Linked DNA regions of Homo sapiens: regions 2, 3 and 4 are each linked to region 1. A link is a loop called in an ENCODE intact Hi-C map of the cell type or tissue named here. Cell type or tissue: endothelial cell of umbilical vein. All regions are shown on one strand. Region 1 has its middle 180 kb from the start of CXCL12. Region 2 has its middle 110 kb from the start of TMEM72. Region 3 overlaps TMEM72-AS1 (TMEM72 antisense RNA 1). Region 4 has its middle 160 kb from the start of TMEM72.

Region 1 (8,000 bases):
ACAGACCCCATGACTTAAGGTTTTTCAGAAAGATAGTGATAAATTTCTCTGCTTGCCCCATTCAGGTGGTAAGTATTGATGGATTTACTATGTGTGCAGCTCTGTTTTGGAACTGGGAATACAATGGTGGACATATAGACTTGGTAGCTTAAAACAATGGTTCTCAAACTTGGCTATACGTGGGAATCATCTGGGAGCTTTTAAATATTCCAAAGCCCAGGCTGCCCCTGATACCATTTAGTCAGAAAAAAATCTGGTGGCAGGCCAAGACGTCAATATTTTTAAAATCCCCCAAGTGATTTCTATGTGTAGCCAAGGTTGAGACTCTTGGCTCTGGAACCTACCTTCTAGAGGGGAAACAGAACAGTGAGATGCACTGTGACAGTGCCATCACTGTGATGCACGGGTGCGTTGGTGGCATGTGGAGGAATATCCAGGCCAGGTGTGGTGGGGAGAAAAGATGCATGAGCTGAGATCCACAAGGTAAGTGGGAGATACAGAGATGGAAGTCCATGGTTGAGGAGGGAGGGAGAGAGTTAGAAATAAAAAAAAAAGCATGTCTGGCACAGGGAAAGGGTGGTTAGAACCTAGGTGAGAGGCATAAGACAGGAAAGATTCCTAGAGGAGGTGACTGAAGGGAAAGCGGTGCCATCAATTAATTTAGAGAAAAAATGGGTGGAAGAGAAACTTTGGGGCAAAGATGAGCTCCATTTATGGATATCTTAAGTCTGGGATGTTTATCTATTTGGATGGAAATAGTAGGCCCCTTGATGCATTTACTCTAAGAGGAGACAGGCCTGGGAAGAAGAAATAGAAGAAATAGAAGTGGCTTACAGCAGAGACCTTTGATTGCTTACCTGGCATCCGTGCTCCTTCGCTCCTGGATGTTGGAGCCCTGGCTTTGCATGGTCATTGCTATGGGAGGTGACTGAATCCCAGGTCAGGGCCAAATCCTGAATACTCTGAGTGAAGTGTGGCTGATTCCTGGTTTATGTGTTAGTTCATTCTCACATTGTTAGAAATAAATTCCTGAGACTGAATAATTTATAAAGAAAAGAGGTTTAATTAGCTCATGGTCCTATAGGCCGTACAGGAAGCGTAGTGGCTTCTGCTTCTGGGGAGGCCTCAGGAAACTTAAAATCATGGTGGAAGGCAAGGAGAAACAGGCTTCTTACATGCCCAGAGAAGGAGGAAGAAAGAGAGAGAGGGGAGTGGGAGGGTGCCACACACTTTTAAACAACCAGATCTCGTGATTATAGTAAGATCACTTACTATAATGAGGACAGCACGGGGGGAATTTGCTAACCCATTCAGGAAGGATCCACCCCATGAAATCACCTCCCACCAGCCTCCATCTCCAACACTGGGGAAATATTGCAGAGAGAAATAAACTGTATGCTCTTCACCCATGCTCCCCAATGGTAGCATCTTGCAAAATCATAGTACAACATCAAAATTAGGATACCGACATTGATACAGTGCATCCATATATTCACATTTCTCAGCTTTACTTGTGTGTGTGTGTGTGTGTGTGTGTGTGTGTGTTGTATTTATTTCTATACAATTTTATCCACCTATGTGGATTCTCATATCCACCATGACAGTTTAGAGATTAGTTCTATGAGCCCAAGGTTCTCTCAAATTATACTTTTATAACCATACTCAAACCCTCCTGTCCCTGCCACCAACTGATCTGCCTGGCAATCACCGATCTGTTCTGCAACTCTACAATGTTGTCATTTTAACAATTATATGTAAATGGAATCATATAGTATGTTCTCTTCTGTGATTGGTTTTTGTCTCACTCAGCATAATTCCCTTCAGACTCACCCAAGCTATTCTGTGTAATAGTTCTTTACCTTCATTTCAGGGCAGTCTTCTATGGTGTGATGGTTAATTTGTGTCAGCTTGACTGGGCCACAGGTTACTCAGACATTTGGTCAAACATTATTCTGGGTGTTTCTGTGAGGGCATTTCTGGATGAAATTAACATTTAAATTGGTGGATTGAGGAAAGCAGGTGGTCCTCCCTAATGTGGGTGGGCCTCGTCCAATCAATTGAGGACATGAATAGAACAAAAAGGCTGACCCTCCCCAAAAAGAGAATACTTGCCACCTGACGGCCTTGAACAAAAACATGGGCTTTTTTCCTGCCTTCAGCTACAGACTGAAATATCTACTGGGTCTTGAGCCTATCAGCCTTCAAAGTGGAACTATATCATCAGCTCTCCTTACTCTGTGACTTTCTCTCTCTCACTCTTTTCTATTGGTGCTGTTTCTCTGGAGCTTGGAGAACTCTGATAATATACCCCGTATGAGAATGCTACAGTTTGTGTAACAACTCACTCATTGAAGAGCTTCTGGTCTGTTTCCAGTTTAGGGCTTCTATGAACAATACTGCTATAAGCATTATGTGCAGATATTCATATGCAGTTAGCTTTTCATTTCTCAGGGAAAAATGTTCAAGAGTGCAACTGCTAAAGGGGTATGATAGGCACATGTTTAGTTTTGTAAGAAACTTTTATGCTCCTTTTCAGAGTGGCTGTATCATATTACATTCCCACTAGCAATGTATGAGTGAAGCAGCTTCACCACATCCTTATGAGCATTAGGTAATATCACTATTTTTTATTTAAGCCATTATGATAGGTATGTAGTGTTTCTCATTTTGACTTTTATTTGCATTTCTTTAATGGCTAATGACGTTGAACACCTTTTCATGTGCTTATCTGCTGTCTATATATTCTCTTGCATGAAATATATGTTTATGTTTTTTGTCTATTTCCTAATTAGATTGTTTTTAATGTTGAGTTTTGAGAATTCTTTCTATATTATAGGTACTTTGTCAGACGTGTGGTTTGCAAATGTTTTCTTTCAGTTTTAGTTTGTCTTTCTATACTTTTAACAGAGTCTTTTGAACAGCAAAAGGTTTTAATTTGCTGAGGTTCAGTTTATCAAACTTTCCTATTACTGATTTTGCTTTTGGTGTCAAGTTTAAAAACTTTTCGTCTAGCCCTAGGTCCAGAAGATATTCTCCAATGTTGTTTTCTGAAAGTTTTACACTTAAATATTTTACATGTATGTCTGTGATCCATTTTGAGTAAAATTTAATATAAGGTGTGAGGTCTATGTGGAAGTTTATTTATTTAATTTTTCTTACAGAATGTCTAACTTCTTCAGAACCATTTGTTTAAAAGTCTTATTTTTCTATATTGAACTGTTTTTGTATCTTTATAAAAAATAAGTAGGAAATATTTGTTAACAAATCAGTTGGGATTTTTTTCTGCATTCTCTGTTTTGTCCCATTGATTTATGTGCCATTTATCAACTAATAGTCCACTTCTGGAATTACTGTAGCTCTATGGTAAACCTTAGCATCAAGCAGAATGATTACATCTATTTTATTCTTCTTAGCTTCTATATGCTGTGCCTGCCCATTTAAATTTTAGGATAAGCTTTTCGACATTTACCAAAAAAGACTTTGCAGGAATTTTGTTACAAATCGGACTAAATTAATTTGAGAAGGATTAACATCGTTGTTTGGTTTAGTTGTCCAACACATGGACATCATGTGTCTCTTTTTGTCTTCTTCGATTTCTTTCAATCAGCACTTTGTAATTTTTAGCATTCAGATACCACACATATTTTGTTAGATTTACACCTATTTCATTTTCTTTGGGGCAATTGTAAATGGTATTAAAATTTAAATTTCTGTTTCCACAAGTTCATTTTTAGTATATACAAATCCAATGGATACTTTTGTATTGATTTTTGTCTTATTCAACCTTGTTGGACTTACTTCTTAGTTCTAGTTTTTAATTTTATTTGTAGAATCTGGGATTTTATATGTAAACAATTACGTCTTCTGTTACAAGGTCAGGGGTCAGGATACATGGAGCCTTGGTTCCTTTTTCTGTTGGATTGAAGCTTAACAAGCTGTGTCCAGCTGTGTTGTTTTTCTAGTCCCAGGGTCCCTAATTAGTGTACTGTTCTCTTCCCACCTTTCATAGTCCTCCTTTGGTTGCCTCTTGTTTTATTTCTAGGGTTCACAGTTGAATTTAGTGGGGAGAAGCAGAGAGAGGCAATCTACCCCATCTTCTAAGCAGAGCAGTAACAAGGTTAGACTGGTGTTTTAAAAACGAGTGGTGATGGTCTGGAGTGAGTCAGGTCTGCATTCAATACCAGCCTTTCCACTTACTCAATATGACCTGGCATATTACCAAAGCATCCCTAAATGTGTTTCCTATCTGTAAACTGGGGAGAATTGGAGGGTCTTCCTGGTAGGATCTTTTTGAGGACTGAATGACGTCACAGGTCTAAAGCGCTCATTGCTGTGTCTGACCTGCCAGTTATTGTTAACACATTTACAATTCTAGAACAATGTGGGAAGGACAGACTGAAGCAAGATAAGATTTAAAACAGAGAAATTATTAAGAAATTTGCAATTGCCCACGCAGAAATGAAGAATGCCTGAATTAGGCCAATGAAAACAGGAAATGTCCTCCCTTAAATGGCATATGCTGAGAATACTGACTTGGCCAAGTCATATTTGCAGGAATCCTAGGCAATCAAGAATTCTGAGCAGACATTCCTCCCCTGTGAAAAACACAGCACTGGGGACAAATGATCAGGAAATGCCTGGTCCCTGCTCACTTGATGAGGAGCCACCCTGAGAGCACTGTGGGAGCGGCTGAGCTGGAATCCAGAACTAAGACTACGGAATAGCAATGTGGAGCTGCAGCAGCAGAGGTGGCCCTGCTTCAAGGCCCTGATTGTCCCCGACTCTGCAGCGGAGCTTGATGTTGGAAGTCAGCCCGCCCTTCACTCCCAGGCTGGGCTAAGGCTCTTGAGGCTGCCAGGATTTCAGTAGAAAGCCTGGGGCCAGATCCTTCGCAGAAGACTGAAGAAGACAGGACAGGGTGAATTTGCAGTGCCGAGTCTCCATTCCCTTCAGGACAAACCAGCCATAGGCAGGAATGCATGCAGCATGCCTAGCACAGTGCCTGACAGAGTGATAAATGTCCATCCCCTCGCATTCCACCACCTGGTCTTCTTCCTTTAGCATGTGAGGTGGCCAGCAGGGTCACACATTTACAGAGGAACTCTGCTATCCAGGGAAAACCATTTGGCATGGGCTCCTGGAGTGTCTTGTAATTCCTAGAAACCAGTGATGAAGCTGTGCATGAGATCCAGGTACCAAGACACATCCGGTACATTCTGTGAAGATGAGGAATCTTGCAGGAAAAAAAGACTTGGTGGTCCAGGGCCTCTCTGTCTGGCATCCCAGTTGGAAGAAGTGAGCCTGCACATTGCTCCTTGGGTTCTCCATGAAGAAGCTATTCTGGCTAAGGAAGGGTCTCTGGGCTCTTGGGACTTCCTGAGACTGGGTAATTTATAAAGAAAGGAGTTTATTTAGCTCATGGTCTGCAGGCTGTACAAGGAGTGTGGTGCCAGGATCTGCTTCTGAGGAGGGCCTCAGGAAGCTTACAGTCACGGCAGAAGGCAAAAGGGGAACAGACATGTCACAAGATGACAGGGAGCAAGAGACAGAGAAGGGGGAGGTCCCAACCTCTTTTAAACAACCAGATCTCCTGTGAACCAACTGAGCGAGAGCTCACTCATCACCAATGGGATAGTTTGACTCCTTCAAACAGATCATGTCCTGACTCCAGAGGAAGCTCCGCAGGCAGCCTTTCTGGCTGCTGGTGCCATAAACCCTCGCAGGAGTGAATTTAATATCTATTCTGTTCCCAAGTGACCCTGAAGTTCCATGGTACATAATAAATTTTGTCAGTGTGGTGAGAAGTTCCCAACTGGGAGCAAGAACTATAGACAGAAAGCTGCCTGCACAGGGTTCATTAACGCCTCTGCTCATCGTTGGGCTCTGTGCTAATGGTCTGGACAAGAGGAAGGTCCTCAGGTGGGAGGTGAAGCATCTGTGAACTTTGCATTTCATGTCTGTGGCCTTGAAAAGAGGCTCGTGCCTCTTCAGAAACCATGGAGCCGGCATGGACATGAGCCGGTAGCTTCACGTCAGTAGCTTCTCCACACATTTCTGTCATCTCAAGAGTGAGTAGCTGTTAGGATCTAACTGCTTCTTGAGGGCTGGTTGACTAACAGGCCTTCCCCACCCATGGTGCCTGAATGGATCAAGGCAGGAGAGGGTGTGGACAGAGGAAAGAATGCTTTATTTGTCCCTCTATTCACCAAAACAAGCCACATTGGCACCTGAAAATGCTATACGTTAAACATATTGAATTCGGCAAATCCATGGGAGAGGCTGCAACACCCTGGGCATTGGGGAAGCAGAAGCAAGGGGGACATGGTTCCAGCTCCAGTGTAATTCATGGTCCTGTGTATTGCGTTTTCTCAAATAAGGCCAAAGTCTGTAAATGCCAGTAAGAGCTGGAAGCAAAGTGCTAAGGAAGGAAAAGATGAAGTTTTGACTCTGAAAGGGCAGGATGTTGAAGGGCAGGGCTCCAGGTCCAGGTCTCAGTCTGTGGCAGGACATGAATTGCCAGCATCCATATGGTGACCAATTGTTTCAGCTGCCTAAAGCCAATCTCCCCTCTTTCAGTCGCAGCATCTTGGTTTTCCACTGAGGAAATTTTTTTTTCCTAATCCCTGTCCACATGGGCATCTTGCCGCATGTCCCTCCCCTTTTACCGGAGCTCCAGCTGGAGGGATCGTAATCAGTACAGCCCATCCCTCTGGCCACACTGACTTTCTCAGAGATGGGCATGACTACATTCGTTTGATGAGACTTAGTCATAGCTGATGTGGTTTGGATGTTTGTCCCCTCTGAATCTCATGTTGAAATGTGATTTCCAATGTTGGAGGTGGGTGTTAGGTTTAGAAGGGAAGGTGACAGTTAAAGAAAGACACACACAGACACACACGAGAGAGAGAGAGAGAGAGAGAGAGAGAAGGTGGCTCTACAGCAACACAGGTATATTGCAAAAACCTGCAGACATGGGAGACCAGCTTAATGCCAGAGCTCATCACCACTTACAGGCTGGGGTACTTAAAGGTATGGGTGGGCGGGGTCTGGGCCATATGACTTGCTGTCCAGCAGGATATTGATAAGATGTACCTATGATCAGGCGGTTTGGCCCTTTTTCTGGTGGGATGTGATAGGATGTTCCTTGAACCTTTGCCCAGCAGGATATGATAGGAATGTTCCTTCAGGTGGGCCTTTGCCCGGCAGGATATAAGGATGTTCCCTTGGTTGGGCCGTTGCTGGGCAGGGTATGAGAAGGATGTTCCCGTGCCTTGTGTTCAGGTGGTTGGGCAGGCTGTTTCTCACAGCTCAACCCCCTGTGGAATGTTTCACTTTGACCAAGATTTGCGAATTGGCAGGGGGCTTATGAAATGGTGCAGTTTGGACTAACAGTCGGGCCTGGTGGGAGGTGCTTGGATCATAGTGGATGAATGTCTCATGAATGGTTTAGCATCATCCTCTTGGTGATGAATGAGTTCTCGCTCAGTTAGTTCACATGAGATCTGGTTGTTTAAAAGAGTGTGGCCCTTCCCCCCCTTCTCTCTCTTTCTCCCTTTCTCTCATCATGTGACATGTCTACTCCCTTTTTGCCTTCCACTATGATTGAAAGTTTCTTAAGGCCCTCATCAGAAGCAGATGCAAGCACCACACGTCCTGAACAACCTGCAGAACCATGAGCCAAATTAAGCCTCTTGTCTTTATCAATTACCCAGCCTCAGATATTTATAGCAATGCAAAAACAGCCTGTCACAATGGCACTTTTGTAAGAATTCTTTAAAAAGAGAGTCTACCATTGTCTATTGCTTCTAAATCAGTGAGACGTAAGTCTAAAGCTGTTGATAATTCTGACATCATAGGGAGTGAAAGAACTGTTGAGGGATAGATTCATGATGATGTTTTTGAGTACCTGGATCCAGCTATGCCTGCAGTCCACCCTTTTACATTACAAGAGACAATACTTTCCCTTTGTGGTTAAGCCATTTTGACTTTGAATTCTGTAA
Region 2 (8,000 bases), 230 kb after region 1:
TGGTGAGTTCTGTGAATTTTCTTCTGGCCTCATATATTCCAGACTAGGTATTAGAGAAGCTAATGACCCAGAAATGCCAACAGATATAGGCAAAAATAGCACTCCCCTACCCTCCACAAGAGAAAGCTGTTTACTTTAGCCAAAGGACCAGGAATTGTATAGCCTCACAAGACAGAAAAGTTTTAGATAATAACCATTTTACTCCAGCAGAACACCACAGGAAAAAACCTGCAGCCCCACTTTTATCCCACCAGCAAAGGCTGAGTGGAAAGCCTGCACTTCCAGTCTTGCCAGAGAGTAAAGGGACTCCCTCAAACCTGCCCAAGTTTTCCCAAGCCAAGAAGACTAAGTGTGGAGGCTGGAATCTCATCTTTGCTGAGCAGTAATGAGTTCCTTCCCACCTCCCACAGTGTCTCTGGACACCTTGTCAAGAGCCTCAACTTCAATGCTCTCCCAGGAGTAAAGAGACACCCTTTCCACCCATGGCTAAGATGTCATCAGAGGAGACCTGCTAAAACACAAGATTTCATCACTATCCAAAGTCTTGCAGCATAATAGCTAGTGTCCAGGATTCAATTAAATATCTGAGGATCCAAGAAGATCTCAATTTGAATGAGAAAAGACAATCAACAGATGACAACATCAAGATGACACAGATGTTGGAAATTTCCGACAAGGATTTCAGAGCAGGCACCTCAAAAATGTTTCAAGGAGCAATGATGAAGATGTCTGGAAAAGAATAGAAAATTATAGCAAAGAGGCTGGGTGTGGTGGCTCACCCCTGTAATCCCGGCACTTTGGGAGGCCAAGGTGGACGGATCACAAGGTCAGGAGTTCAAGACCAGCCTGGCCAATATGGTGAAACCCCGTCTCTACTAAAAATGCAGAAAAATTAGCCAGGCATGGTGGTGCATGCCTGTAATCCCAGCTACTTGGGAGGCTGAGGCAGGAGGATTGCTTGAATCCAGGAGGCAGAGGTTGCATTGAGCCAAGATCTCACCACTGCAATCCAGCCTGGGCTACAGAGCAAGACTGTCCCCCCTCCCCCCAAAAAAAGAAACGAAAATTATAACAAAGAAATAAAAAACATAAGAACAAAATAGGAATTTTAGAATTAAAAAATGCAAAAGCAGAAAGAAAAACTCAATGGATGAATTCAACAGCAGAATGAAGAAAACAGAGGAAAGAATCTGTAAACTTGAAAATAAAATAGAATATACCCAATAAAAGAAAGAACAACAGAAAGAAGAGACATTAAATATATATATTTATATTTAACGTATATATATACCTGATGTCTTTTATGTATAAACTTAGGGGCATGTGGAACTATAACTAAGGGTCTAACATTTGTGTCACCGAAGTCCCCAAAGGAAAGGAGAACAGGAGTGGGGGCTGAAAAAGTATTCAAAATATAATGTCAGAAAATTTACAAATTTGGAAAATATATAAATTTACGTATTCAAGAGGCTGAGCAAACCGTAAACAGAATAAAACCAAAGAAATTTATACTAAAATACATCATAGTCAAATTTCTGGAAACTAAAGACAAGGAAAAATTTTTGAAAGTAGTCAGAGGGAAAGAATAACTTAACCACAGGGTAAAAACATCTCAAAGAACAGAAGATTTTTCTTCAGAAACCACGGGGGCAAGAAGGAAGAGGAACATTTTTCAAGTGCTGAAAGAAAAGAGCTGTCAGCTCAGAATTCTACATCCAGTGAAAAATATCATTCAGGGGATAAGGGGAAATCAAGACATTCTCTGATGAAGTAAAACCAAGATAATCTGTCACCAGCAGACCTACTGTAAAAGAATGTCTGAAGGAAGTTCATTAAACAGAAAAGAATTCATAAAAGAAGGACACAGGAACATCAGGAAGAAAGAATGACAGAAAAAGCAAAAATACGGGTAAATATTTTTTTACCACAGACTTCACTCCTCTTGAATTTCCAAATGTATGTTTGACCGCTGGAGCAAAACTTGTAATAATGTCTGTATAGCTCCCAACACATGTAGAGGAAATATTTAAGATGATTGTATTAAGAATGGGGGAGGGTAAAGGGGCATAAGAATAGGTAAGTGTTCTAACTCACTCAGGCTGCTACAATGCCAACCCAAATGGACTGTGATAAGATATGTACATATAATTTACCTAAGCAATCACTAAAATAAATGCAAGGAGATATATCAGAAAACACTAAAGATAAGTCAAAATGGAATTCTAAAAATATTCAAGTCACCCACAGGAAGTGAATAAAAAGAAAACATGAAGATAAACAATCAGAATAATCAGAAAATGAAAAATGAAATGGTAGATAACCTCAACATTATATTATATTGATCGAATAATAGATCAATAACTATTGTGCATGTAAATGGTCTAAATATACCAAATGAAAAGCAGAAACAGAAATTGACAGGGTGAATTAAATCAAAAATATGACCCAACTATACACAGTCTAAAAAACAAACAGACAAAAATACTTCAGATATAACTATTAAAAGAAAAACCTTAGATAAATTAAATTTAACAGTTTAATTGAGCAAAAAAAAATGATTCATGGATAGGGGACCACTGAGGACTAGAAGTTTAGAAATAAAGAACAACTACAAAATATCCATAGCTATTATACTTAACAGTGAAAGGACAAGTGCTTGCACCTAAGCTCTAGAACAAGAAAAGGATGTCCACTCTCACCACTATCATTCAGCACAGTACTGGAAAATCCAGCCAGCACAATGAGGAATGAAAAGAAAGTAAAAGGCACATAGGATGGAAAGAAAAACTTTCAATACTGGGAGATGACATAATAGTCTACATAGAAAGTTCTGAGAAATTTTTCAAACAAACAAACCTAGAATAAGTAAGTTCAGCAAGGTCACAGGATAAAAGATCAATACACAAAAATAAATATGTATACATATGTACACACGTGTATATGTGTGTATGTGTGAGAGAGAGAGAGAGTGCTCTATATATGTTTTAAAATATAAAGGTTGGTTCTAGAATACTAACGATGTTAAAATAATTAAATGGGGAGGCCATTAGACTGAGGTGGCTCCAATGCCCTTTGTTCCTACATAAACAAACCCCTGAAACCCAACTCAGACTCATTTCCTATATATGACTAATTTTTTAAAAATTAAACTTAAGCTCAGCCCACCACCAGCCAACTGGACATTATTAGTTATATCACTTTGAACTTCCCACCTACATAGTCCAAATGAGGCCATTGTTCAAATTTTAACCAATTAATTTATTTGCTCTGCTTCCATATTCACCCTTTTAAAGCTTTTCATCTACCTCTGGGGAGTTCCAAACCACTCTAGTTTGGAGCTGCCCAATTCATGAATTACTGCTTAAATAAACTCCGAAATTTCAGTGCATCAAAGCTTATTTTTTTTAACAATGGAGATTGTCTTAAAATAGTGGAAATTCAGGTGATGAATTTTCTTTATAGAAAATCAGAACCAGGTCTCTCAGGTTGTCCCTGTGTCCTCTGGACAGTGGCACCTGCAGTTGTCCAACATGGGAGGGCAATACTCCCTGGACAGGAAGCACAGTCTTCTATTAGGGCCACTTGAATGACACTGAACTTGACACTGAGAACTTGTCTCTGAGAAATGACGCATTTTATTTTCCCACAGCTGGGGCCATGCCAGAGGCATTCATGCTGCGCTTTCTAAATACCTCAAAGACAGGCTGGGGCTGCAGCCAAGTCAGGCAATGAGCTGGCTGGGTGCCAGTCTCCCTGGGGTGATCCTGAGGCCTCTGGCTGAGTGCTCAGAGCCGGGTGTCTCCTGTGGCCCAGAATAAGGGAGGCACAATGGCCTTCCCACCTGTGCACCATCAGAACCAGGGGTTATGCAGAGGCTGAGTAAAAGAGGGTAATGACATGGCAGCCGAGATCCAGTCCCCTTTAAACTTAGAAGAAAATCCAAGCATCTTTCCACAGGCCCCTGAGGTCCAGCCTCCACCCAGAGGCCTCCAGTGACACAATATGGACATTACTTAAATTATGTGGTCAATCAAACATTTATGTATCAAACCAGGCTCAACGGAGTGCAAACATCCCACAGACAATCTATAGATTCTATTGGGAGGCTATAGTCAACTTATCAAGAAAATTGGCTGCAGGCACACACATGGAACTGTCCTGGAAGGGAAATCAGGGTTTGAGATGCACAGTCAGGGGACTGGAGGTTTCTTCCCCAAAGCATGACCACCAGGAAATCAGAATCAGCCAGTCCCTCAGAATCAGGAACAAGATCATTGCATGAGAGGAGAAATAAGACAGTACCCATAAGAGAAAGTCCAGTTCCGAATCTGAACCCTGAGTTCGTTTGGTTGTAAATCCCTTCAGGGATGTGCGTGTGTGTGTGTGTGTGTGTGTGTGTGTGCATGTTTGTTTGTGCATGCATGTGTGTACTATATGGAAATATAATTTTTGTGACTCATGTTTTCACTCAATAGTAAATTTTGATCAACTTCCCTCATCCATACAAACTTAGCTCATCCTGCCTCAGCTGCCAGAAGAATTAGGGTTTCACTGCAGGGCCGAGTAATTGGGGTTGGTGTTTCCTGGGTGTATTGTGCAGCTCTGCGCCAGCTGAGACACCCTGTGCTTCTGCCCACTGGTATTCAGAGCCTACAGGCACATCTTCCTTTTCCCTGGCTTGCAGGCTGAGCCAAGTGAAGCTTGGGCAGCGTCTTAGTGTGGTCCTCCAAATCATTCCCTCCAACTTGCTTCCTACCTGGCCTCAGCGCTCCCAGCCCTACTATTCCAAGCTGGGGTGGTTCACACTCTCTGGGGAAGCCCATCCATTTCTATCCCATCTCAGTGCTGAATCCTGGAAACCACTGGTTCCAATGCCATTGACTTCCTTTCATCAAAAATTTCCTTTATGCCTCAGACTATTTATGCCACCATTTTCCACTTTTCAACCCTTTTGCAGATTTTCAATTGATTCCTTTCAAAGGTAAACACACATGGACTCAGCATCAGGAAACTGGAAAATGGGTGCTCTTAAGGCAAGATGGGCAGACAGAACAGCTTGTTCTTGTTCAGACTCAAACCCAGGAAGGGCCACGATGTGACCCAAGAACCTTGAGAACTTTGGTAGCAGAGGGAGCAGAGGTGAGAGGTGAAAATGCTCATTCCATAAGCATTCGCAGAGTGCTCATTTGACACCAGGCCTCTATCAAGTGGCAGGAGACAAGATGAAGGGACCTCAAGTGCCAGAAGATGCAGGACTTGGCCCACATGGCGATTCCTCTGGGGGAGTTAGGGTGTTCTGGAACTGCATTGAGTGGCCCTAGCCACATGACAATCATGCCCCTGTTTGGGGTTGCAGCACCTCTGGCAGTAGGTGCCACCCTGGCCAGTTTCACAGGGTAAGAGAGGCAGCTACAGAGATGAAGAGCTTGGCCAAAAGAAAGAGCTCAGACAAGGATGAAATTCCCGCAAAACTCAGTTTTTAAATAGAGTTATCAGATCAGAAATCCAACCAGTGAGCAATTAGGAGGGAGGAGGTGTGTAAAGTAAGAAAGTGCTGTGCTCAGCACTTTTTGGATGGGTGAGAGTTATGGCTGTTGTTCTTTTAGTGCCTGGAAAGTGTTATTAATAGCTATGGGAAAGGGATTTTCCCATCTGTTCTTTCAAACACACACATGCATACTTTAACGTTATCTTGTATTTTCAGATGCTTCTAAAATCTACAGTCAATGAGTTACTTGTATGGAGAGGTTAAACATGCCAAGGTTTCACCAGCCATGAGCTTCACCAGCAGTGGGGAGAGGGGAGTCTGGAAAGCCGGGAGATTATTCCTTGTTTCTCAGCCAGGCTCATCTTCGGGCTCTGCAGGGGCAGCCTTACTTTACAGTCAGTCTTGGGAGGAGTGTTCTCCAAGGGAGGGTAAGGATAGCCAGGTTTAAAGAGCAAGGAAAGGGAGACAAAAGGCAAGCCCAGAGGCAGGTGCCAGTGGCTGTTGTAGCAAGTCCCTTTGCCTCTTCTTCAGGCCATTTTCACTGCCACTTGTGTCAGCTCTGGAAGACCACAGGAGCTTCCAGGTGGTCCTAGCCCCAGACTCTAATTTTGCTTGAAATCCACTAATTCAGATTCTCCAATGGCTGTGCCCTTCCTGGCATGGCCCACCTCCTCTGCACTTTCCCCCTGGAGTAAATGTACAGGAATGGGAGAGCTAGCCAGAGAGGTGACCAGAAGGTCAGAGATTCACTTTTGTTTCCATCCAAATCATAGATGTGTAAAATCAGAACTTTCTCATTTAGGGCCCCACATCCACAGGTGCTTCCTTGGTGAAAAAAAATCAATCTGGGAGATATTTTAGAATTCCAGAGTCATGATCTTTTCCACCCACACAAGATGAATTCTTGTCCTGCAAATGATCAAAGGAAATCTGGTTATAAACAATGCTGCTGCATGAACATGACTGGGAGGAAAAAATGGAGAAGAGATGCTTTCACACCCAGGAGCTGCCTTGCATGTCGGGGGCATTTGCAGCAGGATTTACAACAGAATTACACCATTATTGATCCATTAATCTATTTCCTTTTCATTCAGTAGCTATTTCCTGACCACACTGGACACAGAAGGCTAAGGAAAGAATCTAATTAATTCATTTAACAAAAGTGTATTGGGCACCTACTATGTCCCAGGCTCCATGCTAGGGCTGGGGAGCAATGGTGAGAAAGACTTCTCTCCTCCCCTCACTGAGCCAGCATTCTGCCTGGGAAGACAGACAATGGGCCAGTCAACACATGACCAGGCAACGTAGTAACAGGGCAATGAGGTAGACATGACCTGGGAGAGGCTACTTCAGAAAGTAGCATCTGAAGGTTAAGAAGGAAGCCATCACATAAGGACCCAGGACAAGGCTTTCACGCCTAGGGCACCTAGGGGACAATGCAGAGCTCCCAGGTCGGAGGGGCCTGTGCTCACCAGAGGGGGACTGGCTGGGGATCCAGCAGGGGAAAGGTGCTCAGCCTGAGACTGGGAAGCAGGAGTGACAGGTGTGTGGGGAATGGCAGGCGTGGGAAGCTACTGTAGGTGCCATGAGTGGTGTTCTAGGGCCTTGAACAGGGAGATGGATGGAATTACTTCTTGGAGGATCATGCTGCTGTTATGCAGTGAATAAAGTGAGAAAGGGAAAGCAAGCAGAGAGAGCACTGCAGAGGCCATGGAGGAGGGGAGGTGGGGAGGAAGTATCGCTGTGACACAGCCATGGCAGTAAGAGCAGCCATGCATGGTGGAGTATGAGGTGTGTTTGGATCTGACTGTGAACTCTTTGTGGACAGGGAGTGATAGAGATTTGAGCCAATTGCTTAGGTTATTGGATTGAGCAAGTAAAGGATGGTGGTGACCCTTTCTGAGATGAGGATATCAGAAGAATCAGGCTGTAAGGCAGGGAAGGAGGGATGTCAGTCCCTGCCCTGCCAGAGCGCAGGTTCTGTGGACGACACAGTTGTGGAATGTGAGTCAGGTGCCAGATGGCCTTGGTGCTGAGTGTGAACTGATAGGAGCCTATGAAGGGACCACAGTTTATTTCCTTCCTCCCGCTCTGGTTCATTTGGACCCCACTGAAGACTGGGGAGGTTTCTGCAGCCAACATCAATAAAGTGGTGACAGAGAGCACCAATTGCAATCCAAAATCCTACTGCTGAGGATTCATCACGAGCTTATTCATATGGCCAAAGAGAAACTGCAAGAGCAAAGGCTGTGTGCCTGGAGAATTCACACATTTCCCATTACTTTCCAGCAGGGAGTGGAGGACACATATACAGACCTCCCCTAAGTTAGTCAAGTAAGAGACCCAGCAGCAGTATAACAGTTCATGACAAGAAGGGGGATTGGAAAGAAAGGTAACTGTTTTCCAGGAGAAGGTGGGGCTGTCCATGCCACTCCTGGAAGATGTGGCTACAGACTCAGAGATAATGATGCTTCTAGTTCCCACAGTCAGTATATGAACCCAGCTGAGGATC
Region 3 (8,000 bases), 290 kb after region 1:
TCTCTGTGGTTTGCTGTCAGCTCAGACCAGGGGACAGAGAGCAACCGTCTTTCCATTATGTCAAGCTTTGCACTGGCTCAGTACATCTGGGCAGCCAGCTGGCTGTGCTTCCAGGGCTGCAGCACTTCAGGTAAGCTCTCTGCGCAGCTCAAATGCCCAACTCTCCGTGAAATTTTTGCCTTTTTAATTTAAATCCTTGCTTTGTCACTTAAACTTAATGGCACTGTGATAGCAGGCAGGGGTGGGGAGGGGCAGCCTGGACAGAGCACCGAGGTGGCTCAAGTCATTCATTCCTGAGTTTACTTCTAGGTGTCCTGGGACTCACAGCAACCCACAGAGCTGGGAGAGGCATGAGACCCTGCTAACAGATAAGGAAGTCAAAGTCAGAAAAGAGAGACCACTTGTTTAAGTCTCATACCAAAGTGAAAGACTTCTCCAGTTAAATCATATGACTCCAAAGTTGGATTTTATCAGGCTTGGTGTACCCACCTGGAGAGTAAGAGAATAAAGGTGGTTTCTTTTAAAATGCTTTTGTGCAATCTCTCTCTCTCTCTTTCTCTCTCCATTTCTCTCCTTGAATCTAAATGCTACAGCTGAAAGCACAGAACTCTTCCCCAGTCTACCCCTTCCCTCCCTCCAGTGTGGATCCTGCAGGAAAGCCAAGATCTACAGACAGGAATCTCCTGTGGAGGGAGAGAGCAGGTCCCGGTGGCCCCAGGAGTCCACCTGCTTTGGGAAACTTTCCTGTGTCACTCAGGGCATCCACCCAGAAAAGGCGGGAGAGGGAGCTGGAGCCGGGTCACCAGCAGCCACCTGCCCAGAATGAGGAGGGTGACCAGAAACCAGGAGTTCTGGGCCTGAGGGTACAGAAAATAGGAAGGAGCTGCTCAGCTCCCCACCCATGGGGGCCTGCAGGAGGGGAGAAGAGGGAGAGAGGGCCAGAGCCCCCAGCGCTGCAGCTGCCGCCACAATAGAGGCATTGAAGCTGGTGCGGCAGAAGCGTGCAGGGGCTGGAAGAGGAGTGCAGAGGGGAGGGGCTGCCAGGAGAGCCCCAGATGAGAGGGTCTGACGTCCTCCTGACCTTTAAGTCTGGCCTCAGTGCCAAGAAGGAGGGCAGACTGGACCGCAAACAGCCCCCTGGGCTCATGCCTGCATCTCATTATCTGCCCTGCCCCCAGAGGCATCAAATGCCTGGTTGTTCTCAGATTCCCCACCCTGCTGCCTGTCGCATCCTTTGCTGAAAGATGTGCTGTAGGCGCCATGAAAGAAGGGACAGGGCCTGAGCAGAGGCCCCACTCCATGCTTGCTCCTATACTCTTCCTCACTCCCCGGGTCCCCTGGTAAGCAGATGTCTCTGGAGGCTGGAGACCTGGATCCTATCCTTTCCTCTCCCTGATGGGGTAATGGGGCTTGCTCCAGGGAGAGGAAAGGAGAGGACCCAGGTATCCCTAGGGAGAGGCCTAGAGAGGACCTCATCCAGCACTGGGCTTTGTTGTGAGTCCCCAGTGTGGTTCCCATGCGTTTACACCAGTCTCGGCCCTGGCTCTGCATCTCACTTGCTGTGGGCCCCCAGAAGTTCCTTTGCCCTCAGACCTACAAACTATCTCTTGTACAACAAGGAGGTTGAAACACAGGATCCCAGGACCAGTATGTAATCCATTGAGTTGATTTTGCCATTGGTTGAACAGATACTCTGGCGGGAGCAGGTTACACTTTTAGCTTCTTAAACATCTCTCAAATCTGTTCACTCTTTCCATCTCCACCCTCACTGCCTTATTCCTGTGTGCCACCATCCTTGCCTGGACCAATATTCTCCAGGCCTCCAGATCTGGAAGCCTCCATCCAACTCATCTACTTAATAGTGAAATGCAAACCTGATTGTATTACTCGCCTCCTAAAATCCCTTCAAACACTTCACATTGCTTTTGAGCTAAAGATGCAAATCCTTCACATAGCCCAGAAGGCCTTACATGGCCCAGCCTCACCTCTCAGCCTCCTATTCCCTTCTTTGCTTCCCTGCTCTCCATCAGACAACAAAGGGCAAGGTTGGGAGCCATGTCTTGTTCTGTTCATCAAGCTGTCTCCAGCGTGTGGTGTCATTCCAGGTTCAGCCAGCAGAATTAAGTGGACAAATGAATGATGAACACCAAAGATGGCAATTATCTCTCACAGAGATGAAGAGAACAAGCCCCCTTGCCCAAAGTGCCTTGTCACGTTGATGCCCGATGTTCCACCATCAGAAGTCAAAACTAGATCCCTCCCACGTCCCTTCAAACTCTACAGAGCCTTTGTTGCGAGAGATCCAATGTATATTTATAAGACATGCAACCCATGCTGACACCATGAGGCAGCTTCCTTTCACTGATTGCCTGTAATGTGACAAGCACTTTGCATTTGCGGCAGACCTCCTGGATGGGCCTGTGCTCTCATTCAGATGCACAGAATTAGGCAATCCTCCTGTTCAACCTTCCATGCAATGACCAGTATGGAACCAGGAGCTGCCTGAGGAAAACAGGAACCATGTGTTTTTCTGTCTGGAGATAAACCAGATTCCAAGGGGACACAGGTGCCCTGGGAAAGATGTTAATGAATGAAGTTTCTCAGGCCAAGAGCTAGTCAGCAGCATATGTATGTGCAAGGGGTCAGTGGTGCTACAGCATCTATAGGGTTGGTTCTGCAAGAGGCCTCCTTCCCCAAGCCTGCACCAGCCGTGGGCATTATCAGGAGGCCACACGTTCTTTTGTGGCCCCGTGAAAGAACAGTTCTGCGGCCAAACATTTACAGTCATTGTCATATTTTCCAAGGCAAGGCCATGGGGGCTCAAGTCAGCACCAGCTCTGGGGAGGAAGAGATAAGCTGAGGCTGAAGAACCAAAGTCAGAAGGAGAGGAACCAGCACACGAGGAAGGTGAGGAATGGTATCTTCTGAGAGGTGTGGCCGACCTGGGAGGCATTACGGGACCAGGTGCACCCTTGAGCCACCAGAGGCATGACAGTGGGCCTGACTAGAGCCCCCAGCTGCAGGGGTCAGCTGGGATGTCCCCAGGCCTGGGCACTGAAACACACCAGGGTGAACATTTGCAGGAAAAATAAATCCATGAATGAACTGAGCTACTCTCATCTTGAAGCTACTTGTGTTCTCTTGTGCAGCCATTTTTTCCATTTGAAACCCACCTCCCTCACCTACCCCATCCTACGGCTGTTCTAGAAGAGTGAGCAGGTATACCGACACCTCACACAGGGCTTGCACGCTGCAGGTGATCAGGAAATGCTCATTCCCTCCCTGCCTCTTTTGGGTTCTCAGGCACAGTTTACCCCTGTCAAATTCCCATTAGACTAGATGCTCTGCCCAGCCCTTTCAATGCTGACGTTTCACACATCTTGTAAGAAAGCCCTTGGGTCTGGCCAGGCCCGGGTGTGGACAGGGATGCTCACATTGAGCCTGTGGACACAGAAGAGTCTTTATTCGGGCAGACTCTTGAGCCCTTGTTCTGACTGAGCCTATTGGTGCATTTGAGGGGGGTTGGGGGGAGTGAGGATTTAAAAAAAAAAAAAAAGGTCTTGAGGGATGCTGGGGAAGGAAGAGAAGCCAAGTGTCTGGATGGTGTGACCCCAGACTGCAACGCTAGAATGACTCTCAAAACATTCTCCTTTATCAAGGAAACAAGAATGTGAGTCACTCTCTTCCCGCACCCCAGGGGTTTCTTTGCTGAGCAGGGCTGCAAACTGTTCAGCTAATTAGGCTGCATCCTGACCTTAGCCTCCATCCGCAGCAGGCCTCCCTTGAGGGGAGCCGAGGTGCTGCTGCCACCTAGGGTCAGGAGAGTGCACTGCAGGGGGACCGCAGGGCCAGGAAGGAAAAGTCAGGACCCTGAATAAAAGGGCAAGTGGTCCCAGCATGGTTCCGTTTACAAAGAACTTCCCATCTACCACTGCTGGGCTCTTAAAAGAATCCCATGAATTCAGCAGGGCAAGGTTTTACTATCTTCTCTTTACATATAAAGACGCTAGTGATTGCATGGCTGAGGACGGGGGTCTGGGACATTACGAACTCTGCGGCAGAGGTTATGGGTAGACTGTGGGAATTCTTCATGAGGGTTTTTAAAAGCTATTGCTGGTGTAAGTTGGTCTGTAAACATCCTTAGGAAGAATTGGAGAGCAAATGAGTCATGGGGTCCTGATAACTGCACTGAGCTTCACTAAAGGCCACAGGGTCAAGGGCTTAAGAGACAGAGTGAGGGCCACTGGGTCTCTTAGCCCATCATCAGGGCCCCCATTGTCTGCCGGAAGATGCCAGCAAACCCACCATCCTCGAGGTGCTGGCCAGCCCAGCTAACAGTCAAAAAGGAGGAGGATGGTGATAGATAGAAATGTTATTTTGTGTATTTATTTCATCACAACCTCAGGTACATGACTGCTATGGGCTGAATGTTTGCATCCTCCTGGAGTAGGCATGTTGAAGCCTAACCACGATGTGATGGTATTTGGAGGTGAGGACTCCAGGAGGTGATGAGGTCATGTGCCTGGAGCTCTCATGATGGGATTAGTGCTCCTATAAGAGACCTGAGGGCCAGGTGTGGTGGCTCACGCCTGTAATCCCAGCACTTTGTGGGGCCAAGGCAGGTGGATCAGGAGGTCAGGAGATCAAGACCATCCTGGCTAACATGGTGAAACCACATCTCTACTAAATATACAAAAATTAGCCGGGCGTGGTGGCACAAGCCTGTAGTCCCAGCTAGTCGGGAGGCTGAAGCAGAAGAATCACTTGAACCCAGGAGGCAGAGGTTGCAGTGAACCAAGATCACACCACTGCATTCCAGCCTGGGTGACAGAGCAAGATTCTTGTCTCAAAAAAAAAAAAAAAAAAAAAAAAGAGAGAGAGAGACCTGAGCTAGCTTGCTCCCTACCTCCCTGCTCTCCCTTATGTGAGACCACAGCAAGGTGCCATCCCAAACCTGAAAAGGGCCCCCTACATACCACATCTCCCAGTGCCTTGATCCTGGACTTCCCAGCTCCAGAACTCTGAGAAGTAAATGTCTGCTGTTTAAGCTTCCCAGCCTAGGGTGTATTTGTTACAGCAACTCAAGCTGACTGAGACAGTGACTCACCCTCTAGCCTGTTCTGCAAGAAGGAGAATCAGGAGTTATGTAGCAGGAACACAAGGGAATAAAATCCTCAATATTCAGTTCTTCAACTTCCAAGCTGGGTCTTGAAATTCAAATATTAAACAACAGAGAGAAAAGTCAAAACTTGGAATTTACCAGAGCCAAGTTGTGGTAAAACAATTTGGAATTCTAAAGGTAAAGCCCCAGGGAAGTGGGGACTACTTTTTCTTTCACAGATTAGAAAGAGAAAAGAGGGTTGGGGAGAAGAGATGAGTGTCAGTTGCTAGAACTGGGAGAAGTGGGGAGGCTGGGGCCTGAGGCCACGCAGAGAGAAGGGTCGTCACTGAAGGACTCCCCAGGCCCTTCCATCCCAGCGCCCTGAGCCACTAAATCAATCGCCTTTTGTGAGTGGCCTTGCAGGTCTCCTGTGTGGGAAGCCAAGTGAGCTGAGGCTGTCACAGCCATCAAGTGAGGTCCACGCAGACATCGTTCTCTGTGTGCTGCACAGGGACCAACCCGCAGATGTGACTCCCCCCAGTACCCATCCACACAATGCCATCTACCAAGCACCACTTCCAACTCTCACAGATGCCTTGGGACAGAGGCTGCTGTCTCTAACACCTAGAGGGACTGTTCTTGCAGTGTCTGTGTCGCAGGTACTGGACAACTTAACATGAGTGTGACTTAGTCCCATCACTGTCATCACCATACTTCGTTTTATGGGTGAGCAACAAGACCCTAACCTTCGTGACTTCCACTTGGTATGGAGCTTAGAGGAAAGTGACAGGGATGAAGGTCTCTCCTGTCCAGCCCCACCATCTTCAGGAATTGGGGGCTTTCCCTCTAGCCCGCCTTTGCCCCTCTAAGTGATTGACACACTGCACTTGCCTTCCCATCCAGGGGACCCCGCTGGGCCAGGTGCCATTGTCTGCTGTGACCCTCCCCGTGTGTGTGTGTGTATGTGTGTGTGTGTGTGTGCAGGGTGTGTGTGTGTGTGTGAGCATGTAGCTGTAAATAGTACTTTCCTGATTTAAAAATGCCAGGAAAATCCCAAAACACAGAGATTTAATGTCCGTTTATTCCCTTGGGGCAATGTTGCCTCCACTAAAATGGTAAAGAAAAAAATGAATGATAGAAAGAACTCATTGTGTCAGAGGGGTACTCGCATGTTTGCATTTTTACCCTCTATTCTTTGCCACAGTAGGAACTTGCTTTTTTCTGAGTGTACACACAAACACACACACACACACACACACACACACATACTCAGTGCTGTACTAGGCTCCTGCTGACTGTCCTATCATAGTGTTTCCTACAGAACCATCTCACGTCTCTCTGGGCTGATTGTCTTCTACAATCAATAAATGGTTCAAAGACTCACAAATTCTGTAGATGGGCCTTTGAAGAGGGCTGCACAGTCTCCCAGCTGACCTCAGGATGAGCTTCAGGCCATGTGAATGAGAAAGTGCACAGAGGCCCCTGCAGGGACCCTGGTGCCTGACGCTTCCCCCAGAGCCAGGCTGCCCAGGTCCCAGCCTTGTAGCTCACAAGCTGTGCGACCTTGGGCAGGTGCCTTTCTCTTTCTGAATCTCAGTTTCTTCCTTGGTAACTGGAGATGATATTAAATAGCACCTGCCTCCTAGAGTTGGCGTGGGATTAAACAGTTAGAACCAGAACAGTGTTTACAGCAGCACCTTTGGTATAGCAGGGCAGGAGCTCCAGATCTTGGTCCTGAAGGCTCAGGCCCTGGGGCCTGGAGACTAAAGCAGCATTCAGAGCTTTATGACCACAAGTAGCTACGCTCCCGCCTGAGCCTGTTGTCTGGGCCTTTGGTGTCTCTGTGGTTATGTCCCTCGGTCCTGATTCCTTTTTTAGGTTTCCAAGAGGAAGCTTCTTGTTGAGCCTGTGAACCCTGACCTTGGACCCCTGCTCATCTGGCCCACCCGGACGCCACGCCTGCTCTGTTTGGGGGTTCTCTCCCATCCCCACCCTTGCTTGGCAGCTGCTCCCATCAGACAGGTCCTCCTGTTCATCCCCAGACTGGGAGTGCAAACCCTGCTCAGGGCTCCTGTGGCCACAGGCACCCCCAAGGCAGAGAAGGAAGCCAGGAAGGAGAAGGCTCTGCAAACTCCTGGAAACAGTTAAGAGATGAAGAAAATTACACCACTTGAACTCTACTGGCCAGAGTCCTGGGAAAGGCAAACTCTCCTTGGGCCAAAGTGGAGGGAACCACCCCACCCCTCCACAGGCATCATGAACATGGCCCATTGGAATGCGCTGAGATTCACAATGACTTGATAAGGATCTGGGGGCTGAAAGCTCAGCAGGATGACTCTGAGCTGGACCCAGCCCCACCCTGGCGGTCCCTGCCACACAGCAGTCAGTTTGGAGCCACGTGGCTGCCATTCCTGGTGACTTCCCAAAGCTACTGCAACTTTTTAAAAAGATAAGCACATTTCCATGGTGTTTTTAACATCCTTTAATGGTTTTCAGCTTTCTTTTCAATATATAATTACTGAAAAAATCACTATGAATAATAACCAGAAACCACCAAAACCTACATGCAAAGTAGTATGCTAAAAACTTTACTCATTATCTTGTCTAATGTTTCATAATCTGCATGAAGCAGGTAGTACTGTCATCCCCACTTTACAGAGGAGGAAACTGAGGCCTAGAAACAGGCACACAGCCAGTAAGTGGCAGAGGCAAGACAGGAGCCCAGCTCCTTCTCCACCAACTATTTTGCTGGATCATCGTCATCATCAGCATTTTCTGGTGCCTGCTACACCATCCTCTGCTTCTCAGGGACATGTCTGAAGCCACAGAATCACTGTCCCTGCCGGAGGCCAGATTAGATTCAGCCCGTGCGTAGCTCACATTCTAGGGTGTCAGAGGG
Region 4 (8,000 bases), 180 kb after region 1:
GGTAGTTTTGGAAAAGGCAACATTTGACTGGTAAAAAGACATTATTCAGAAAGAACCAATCAGGAGAGAGCAGGCAAACAAAAATAGAAGTTCTCACTTTGGGCTATGGGTTTCAGGCTACTTTTGCTTGAAGATGGGGTTTCACTGGGGACCCACCCATGTCTGCCTAGAATTCCTTTGCCTCCTGCCTCTATGAACATGATGTGAGAAAAGGAGAACAGAGGCTGGAACTCAGGGCCAGTTGTGAGAGAGGAGGTAGAGTAGCCCTGAATACCTTGAGATGTTGAAATAGACATAAATGGTGTGTGGGAGCCCAGGGTGAGTGAGTTTTACTTAAGAATGGAGAGTGGGGTTACTTTGGTAGCTGAAAAACTTGGTTTTGCCCAGTAGCTAGTATCTGGGTTGTCTTCCCAGATATAGTTTTTTTTTTTTATTAAATTATGTTCACTCACTCAGGAGATATATGTTTTAAGAACACGACTACAAAACCCATGAAGCCACCACTTAGGTTAAGAAATAGAACATTATGAGTACCTTAGAAGCCCCCAGTGTGCCAGTGGTATCCCTTTTCCCAACAAGGCATAAGCACTATCTTGACTTGTGTATTAATCATTTCTTCACTTTTCTGTATTGTATCTTTAAATAACATATTATCCAGGTGTGAAAACTGAGTAGCAACCTCTGGCCAGCTATTTAAGGACACATGGCCCCCAGCAGCTGAAGGCTCTTAGGAAGAGCTAAGATGAACAGTTTCCACTCAGTGAATGACTGCTCTTCCCCTAAGCATTCACTGGAATGCCTCTCGGGACAGACTCCTCCGGCTATGGTCATGGACCGCGTCCTTGACCATCTGAGAGAAGTGCAATAGTCGGAAATGCAGGAGCCACAGCTCTTCTGATTGTAAATGCGCTGAGAGGACATTCCACAAAACTGTCCAAGTGGGGCCAGCCTTTAATCCAGGCTGAGGTCCTAGGAACCGAGGCTGAGGCTGGGCTACTGTTCACTGTGGATGTGAGGCCAAGGAAGCCACAAGAGAGAACGGGGATCTGGAAAGGAAAGAGGCTGCCTGAAAGGAAGTGGCTCCACAGGAGACCTCAAGGCAGGGTGGCACAGGGCAGGGTTCCACAGCAGCTAACGGAACAAGTGTGGCAACATGGACATGTAAGCACATGATTTACTACTTAGACTGACTGAGCAGAGTCCACAGAATGGAATGTCCAGGCACCTTTAAACAAAACTGGAGGCCCCTGCCTGCTCTCCTTCCCATCCAAGATGGTCGGTGTGGTCTTACTACTCACCTTGTTTCCTAGGCCCGTATTTAGTTCCCTCCAAAATGTCATAATAGTAAATGGGCTAATGTGTTGCCTTTCCATGATATTTTATGGCAATAGGTGGAGTTAAGCTGACTTATCTGCTTCACGTTTTTGCTTCACAGCAGAGGTCTCTTCATTTGATTCTCTTTTATGTGTCTACTTCTTTATAAATACTGTGAAATGTGAGACCTATATTTTTATAGTACTTTTTCTCTATATGCAATGCAATTCTTGAAATATTTGGATTATTAACAAATTTTTAATTGTTTTCTAATAACTGTATTTGTGCTTTCTTTCCCCCAATTTTTCTGCTTTCTCTGGTTTTAATTGGCCATTTTATATAATTCCATTTTATATCCTCTCAGTGTGTGAATTATAATTCTATTTTTTATTTTATAGTAATTGCCATAGGTTTTCCAATATTCATCTATATCTAATCTAAGTTTACCTTCAGATCACACTATAGAGCTTCATATGCAGTGCAAGTACCAGAATATTTCTAATTTCTCCCTCCCACAAGTTATCACATTACTGCCATTCATTGGTCACTGCCAAGGGCTGGAGGGAGGGGTGACAGCTAATGGATATGGGGTATCTAAATATTTTGTAATTATTAATAGATAGTGGTAATTTGTTAATATCCAAATATTTCAAGAATCACATTGCATATAGATAAAAAAGTAATATAAAAATATAGGTCTCACATTTTACAGTATTTTAGAAACAAGTCAATAACCTGGTTTCATGTGAATACACAAAAAACCTCTGAATCACACACTTTAAATGGTTAAATTTTGTAGTGAATTATATCTCAATAAAGGTATTATTAACAAAAGCTCACATATTGTATGATCCTGTGTATATAATATTTTGAAATGACATTATAGAAATGGAAAACAAATGAGTGGTTCCCAGGTATTATGAATGGGGGGAGGGAAAGGGGACACAGGTGGGTGTGGTTATAAAAGGGCCACAAGGTGATCTTCGTGGTGCCAGAGATGTCCAGGAGTTTCTGTGACAGTGGATACATGTGATTACAAATGTAATAAAATTAGATACAACTAAGTACATCCACAAATGAGCACAAGGAAAACTGGAGACATTTGAATAAAATCAGTGGGTCGTATCAATGTCAATAACCTGATTGTGACATTATACTATAATTTTGCAAGTGGTCACCACTGGGGGAAACTGTGGGGGTACATGGGATCTCTCTGTTATTTCTAACAACTGAGTGTGAATTTACAATTATCTTAAAATAAAATTTTAATTTAAAAAAGGTATAAATCAACCAAGATGTCCTAGGTGAATAGATAAATATGCTGTGGTACGTTTATATGATGGGCTATTATTGAGGACTAAAAAGAAATGAGCTATCCAGCCACAAAAGACATGGAAGAAGTGTAAAGGCATATTATGAAGTGAAAGTAGACAATCTGAAAAGGCTTCATACACTATGATTCCAACTATCTGACATTCTGGAAAAGGCAAAACCATAGAGGCACTAAAAAGATCAGGTACTGCCAGGGCTGGGCAGACAAAAGGATGACTAGGTAGAGCATATGGGATTTAGGGAAATAAAACTATCCTGGTATATTCATACTATAGTGGTAGATAAATCACATTCTGTGTTGTTAAAACCCATAGAATGTACACCAGTGAAGTCTAATGGACTCTGGGTGACAATGGTGCATTGATGTTGGTTCACCAATTGTCATGAGTGAGCCCTCTGGAAGAGAATGCTGATGGTGAGGGAGGCTGGAGGGTTGCCGGGGGTAATGTGTGTGGGAACTCTCTGTACTTGCCAGTCAACTTTGCTGTGAAGCTAAAACTACTCTAAAAAATAAATGCTATTAATTTTTTTAAGCAAAGAGTGAAAAGCAGTCCACCCAGTTTCTTTTTCTTTCTTTCTTTCTTTCTTTCTTTCTTTCTTTCTTTCTTTCTTTCTTTCTTTCTTTCTCTCTCTCTCTCTTTCTTTCTTTCATGAACACTACCATAGTGGAAGCTACCTTACTCATGCTTGAGTCAACCTGCTGAATTGATTAATGTTTCCCATTCTCTCTTCAAATATATTGAACAACGTATACGGCAATGCAGAAAACTTGGGACTAGAAAACCATTCATTAGCATGTGTACAAATTTCTGCACCTTCCAGAAGAGTTTGCCTCAATTATATGTTATTATGTGATAATCAAGTATTATTAAATTGATATACCAGTATGAAAAGAGAGCTGTTGAATATAATGAAATTAAGCTGGATATTTTGGAAGAACTCTATACAGCCAAGTTTTAAGGAAATTCTTCTCAAATTGGGAATGAGAGAAACAACAGCAAAGTATTGAAAAAAGTTTATTTCAAAAACTTCAGCAAAATTCTGTACCTACATTGCTTTGCAAGAGTTCTGCTTTAAATAATTGCACATTATTATAGGTATGGTTTATGCAAGAAAGATGATGCAGCACAACTTGGTCTCATTTACCTGTCTGAAGTTGAAAGAAAATGGTTATGGTTAACATGTTAAACTTTATAATTTCAGCATTACCTCTGTATTCTGATGAGACAGCCCTAGTCATGATAACTGTGAGAATTTGTGCTTGACATTTTCTACATGGTTCAGGTACATGGGGGTCTAATTGTGCTGAAATGCAGATGTGCCATACCCACAGATGATGCCTTTAGAACTCTGTCAACCTGTGTCGAACCCTTCTGAGGAGAATCTGAACAATGTCATCTGAACCTTGGGTAATTCGCAGTCTATAAATTCCAGACCATTTTCAATGTAGGGCCCTCATTACAAGACAGGGCATCAGGCCTCAAAAACATCTGTGAGTCAGGTCCTGTGGGCTTTGCCACTGTCTCCAGCACACAATTCAAAGATGAGATGATATATGCCTATGTAGACACAGAAGGGGCAGTCATGGAGGGACAAGAAAGGCTTTTTTCATGGCTTTGTAACACTATTGAAGTTTTTTTTTAACAAAATCTACCTACAGGTTTCAGAGCCATGGAAACATGATCCATGGTTCCTTTCGATGTTCTTTTCATTGTGCTTTCCAAGGACTATTGACATTTCATCCATAACAGCAGGGTATGTTTTTAATGGGTTGGTAGAAAACATACTTATCCAAATATAGGCCTCGTGGTATATTTGTCATGCAACTTGGCCTTGCAGTTGGAGTTGAAAGCTGCTGCTGTCAAAGGAAATATTTGGGTGACTCAGCCAAGAAAGCAGTTTATTGGTTTTGGCAGCAGACAATAGGTGAATATTTCATGGAGGAGAGAGGTTTTAATAGTTGTTTATACAATCTGCCCAGCCATGGCCAAGGTTGTTTAGATTGGTGAATTGAACAATATTTCATTCCTCATGAGCCTGCTGACTTCTGTTGATGGGTTGATGATGCCACTATTTGCTTTACATGATTGGGGTAAATTTCTCACTTCACCAATATAGTCTCCAGCTCCCTGGAGGAGCAACATCTAGGGTTTGGGGCATCTGTGCTAGACAAGCTCCTTTAGTCCTCTGCCAATTTGGCAGGAGCCTACAGAAAATTCCTGCTGCACCTTTTTAATGATTGTGGAAGTCTACATAGCTCAGTGACTCTGGTTAGAGTGCATTTTATCACAAGAGCTTGCCTGTGTGTGTGAGTAGATTACAGCATGTCGGCTACCCACTTTCCCAGGGAGGCTGGATGCACTGGATATGCACAGTAAGGACACCCTGGTCTACGGTGCTGGGAAGGTCAGATAAATTGGTATGACATGTCAGAAGCCATAGCATTTACAATTATAGTATGCAAAACATGCTCACACACACACAGACACAGAAATGAGTCAATGGGTCTGAGAAGCCATGGGGTATATTTTAAAGGGCATTTCCTTAAAACACAGACGGTCAGGATTCTACTATCAATATTTACCACCTTTGTGACTTTGAGTAGCTCCCTGTGTAGGAAGGAACCTCAGTTTCCAGCGTATGTTAGGGGGTTTGGAGAGTTGGCTTTTAAGCCATCATCCAGATTTGACATTCTATGATGAAAAGAAAAACTCTGAAGCAAAGTGCTTTGATCATAGGACTAAGAAGAGTAAGATTTAGATGGAGAAGACTTTAGTGAAATATCAGAGGACAACAGGCATTTGTGTTCTACAGAATGAGCATAGGCTGAGGAGAAGGAACCAGCCCCACCTTTGCTGGCCATATGGCCAAGTGCAGGTCTGGGTCAATGAAACCAGAACAACAATGCCTGCCTCACCTGGACACAGGGGACTGGTGGAGCTCGAGTGAAGACACACTCTGTAGAGGAGAAAACACTGTACATATGTGAGAGGAATGTATCTGCGTATTTGCAGCACTAAAATGGCTTGCCCAGTGCAGTCCATGGTGATTCATGTACCTTTTACCATCTTTTTTAAAATTATTATTATACATTAAGTTCTGGGATTCATGTGCAGAACGTGCAGATTTGTTACATAGGTATACATATGCCATTGTGGTTTGCTGCACCCATCAACCCGTCATCTAGGTTTTAAGCCCTGCATGCATTAGGTATCTGTCTTAATGCTCTCCCTCCCCTTGCCCCCCACCCCCTGACAGGTCCCAGTCTGTGATGTTCCCCTCCCTGTGTCCATGTGTTCTTATTGTTCAACTCCCACTTATGAGTGAGAACATGCGGTGTTTGCTTTTCTGTTCCTGTGTTAGTTTGCTGAGAATAATAGTTTTCAGCTTCATCTACGTCCCTGCAAAAGACATGAATTCATTCTTTTTTATGGCTGCATAGTATTCCATGGTGTATATGTACCAAATTTACAAGAAAAAAACAAACAACCCCATCAAAAAGTGGGCAAAGGATATGAACAGACACTTCTCAAAAGAAGACATTTATGCAGCCAATAAACATATGAAAAAAAGCTCATCATCACTGGTCATTAGAGATATGCAAATCAAAACCACAATGAGATACAATCTCACACCAATTACTATGGCAATCATTAAAAAGTCAGGAAACAACAGATGCTGGAGAGGATGTGGAGAAATAGGAACCCTTTTACACTGTTGGTGGGAGTGTAAATTAGTTCAACCATTGTGGAAGACAGTGTGCGATTCCTCAAGGATCTAGAACCAGAAATACTATTTGACCCAGCAATCCTATTACTGGGTATATACCCAAAGAATTATAAATCATTCTGCTATGAAGACACATGCACATGTATGTTTATTGCAGCACTATTTACAATAGTGAAGACTTGGAACCAACCCAAATGCCCATCAATGATACACTGGATAAAGAAAATTTGGCACATATACCATCTTTTTCTTTTTATTTCTTTGAAACAGAGTCTCGCTCTATTGCCCAGGCCGGAGGGCAGTGGCCCAATCTTGGCTCACTGCAACCTCCACCTCCTGGGTTCAAGCAATTCTCCCACCTCAGCCCTCCTGAGTAGCTGGGATTATAGGTGCACGCCACCACCAAGCCTGGCTAATTTTTGTAGTTTTAGTAGAAACAGGGTTTCACCACGTTGGCCAGGCTGATCTCAAATTCCTGACCTCAGGTGATATGCCTGCCTTGGCCTCTGACAGTACTGGGACTACAGGTGTGAGCCACTGCACCTGACCCTATTACCATCTTTATTGGGGGTCATTATATGGAATACTGGCACTTCTAATAATAATAATCTAATTATCTTCTAGGAACGATTTTCTAATAATAATTCTCTTCCTGTAATACTGGTACTTCTAATAGCTCCATTTATTGTTGCCTGACATGTGCTAAGCACCTGCCAAGCATTAAAGTTCATTATTTCATTTAATCCTCACAAGCCAACAAAGAATGTATCATCTACCGCATTTTGCATTTGAGGAAATGAAGACTTAGGAAGGCTAAGATACTTATGTAAGGTTTTTCCCCTAACTGGACTCAGCAGCTTAACTCCCACATGGGTCTTTACGAAGCTCATGAAGCTGAACATATTCTCCGTATTGAAAAGAGTGACTCCAGAGTAAGAAAAGCATTCATACTCTTGGATTAGGCTCCTTTTCATTGCTTCCCATATCATTTTAATAGCGGATCCCATTTTCTCAGGACCCCACAGTTATTGAAGTTTTGTGAAGAACTGCTACGAGGCCGTCTCTCCCTCACCTTCCCTTCTCCTCTATCTCCCCAACTCTTCCCATCCTCCCTCACCTCCCGTCTCCTCCCATCCCCCCTCACCTCCCCACTGCCCCCAATCTCTCCTCTCACCTCCCATCTCCCCCTCGGCCCCCGTCTCCCGAGACACCTCTGGCAATGGTGCGTGGGCTGTGGACAGGTGGTGCAGGGCAGGGGAGCCCTGAATTAGTTTGACTCTCATTTGCTCTCCAGAGCAACCCTGTGACATGAGCAGGGTACAATTTTTAATCCTATTTTTAGGAATGGAAAATTGGAATTCAGAGAGTTTTCTTTTGATATCTCATTTCTCCCTCCTGAACGGAGTCAGCTCCCGCCAATTTTTGTTCTGTGGGAAACAGCTTTGTCTTGCGGGTGTGGAAGAATAAGTCATCCAATGGTCCCCGCTGACTCACCCACTGCGCCCACTGCAGTCACTCCCAGGGACCCTTTAGAGGGGGAAAATGCAATTTTGTAATGAGCCAGATTAATTTAGTGATTTCCATTATTCATTTTCAGTTTAGATTAGTCATTCCCATTATTCATT

What was found. Peaks named below come from ENCODE experiments on the same cell type or tissue, not always from the same donor. Only the 100,000 strongest peaks of a DNase experiment are listed, where the experiment ranks them.
Region 2: a loop joins it to region 1, with 13 times the contacts of the local background. A loop is called at or near these places in 2 of 110 quality-filtered maps.
Region 3: it touches region 1 in a loop (2.5-fold over the local background); 9 of 110 quality-filtered maps call a loop at or near these places.
Region 4: a loop joins it to region 1, with 13 times the contacts of the local background. A loop is called at or near these places in 3 of 110 quality-filtered maps.

Annotation. Positions count from the first base shown.
Region 1 is chr10:44,565,178-44,573,177 of GRCh38, forward strand. No RefSeq gene overlaps it. Among named protein-coding and RNA genes, the nearest start is that of CXCL12, 180 kb to the left of the region's middle. In endothelial cell of umbilical vein, no CTCF peak of the experiment used is centred here; a DNase peak (open chromatin) is centred at 4,394; H3K27ac peaks cover 1,620 bases.
Region 2 is chr10:44,798,452-44,806,451 of GRCh38, forward strand. It overlaps the pseudogene EIF2AP4. Among named protein-coding and RNA genes, the nearest start is that of TMEM72, 110 kb to the right of the region's middle. In endothelial cell of umbilical vein, no CTCF peak of the experiment used is centred here; a DNase peak (open chromatin) is centred at 3,680; H3K27ac peaks cover 308 bases; H3K27me3 peaks cover 150 bases.
Region 3 is chr10:44,854,129-44,862,128 of GRCh38, forward strand. The region is part of intron 2 of TMEM72-AS1 (TMEM72 antisense RNA 1); the gene reads right to left. Among named protein-coding and RNA genes, the nearest start is that of TMEM72, 53 kb to the right of the region's middle. In endothelial cell of umbilical vein, a CTCF peak has its summit at 3,819 (motif pointing left); no DNase peak of the experiment used is centred here.
Region 4 is chr10:44,748,467-44,756,466 of GRCh38, forward strand. No RefSeq gene overlaps it. Among named protein-coding and RNA genes, the nearest start is that of TMEM72, 160 kb to the right of the region's middle. RefSeq lists silencers at 4,741-4,941, 4,901-5,101. In endothelial cell of umbilical vein, no CTCF peak of the experiment used is centred here; a DNase peak (open chromatin) is centred at 4,545.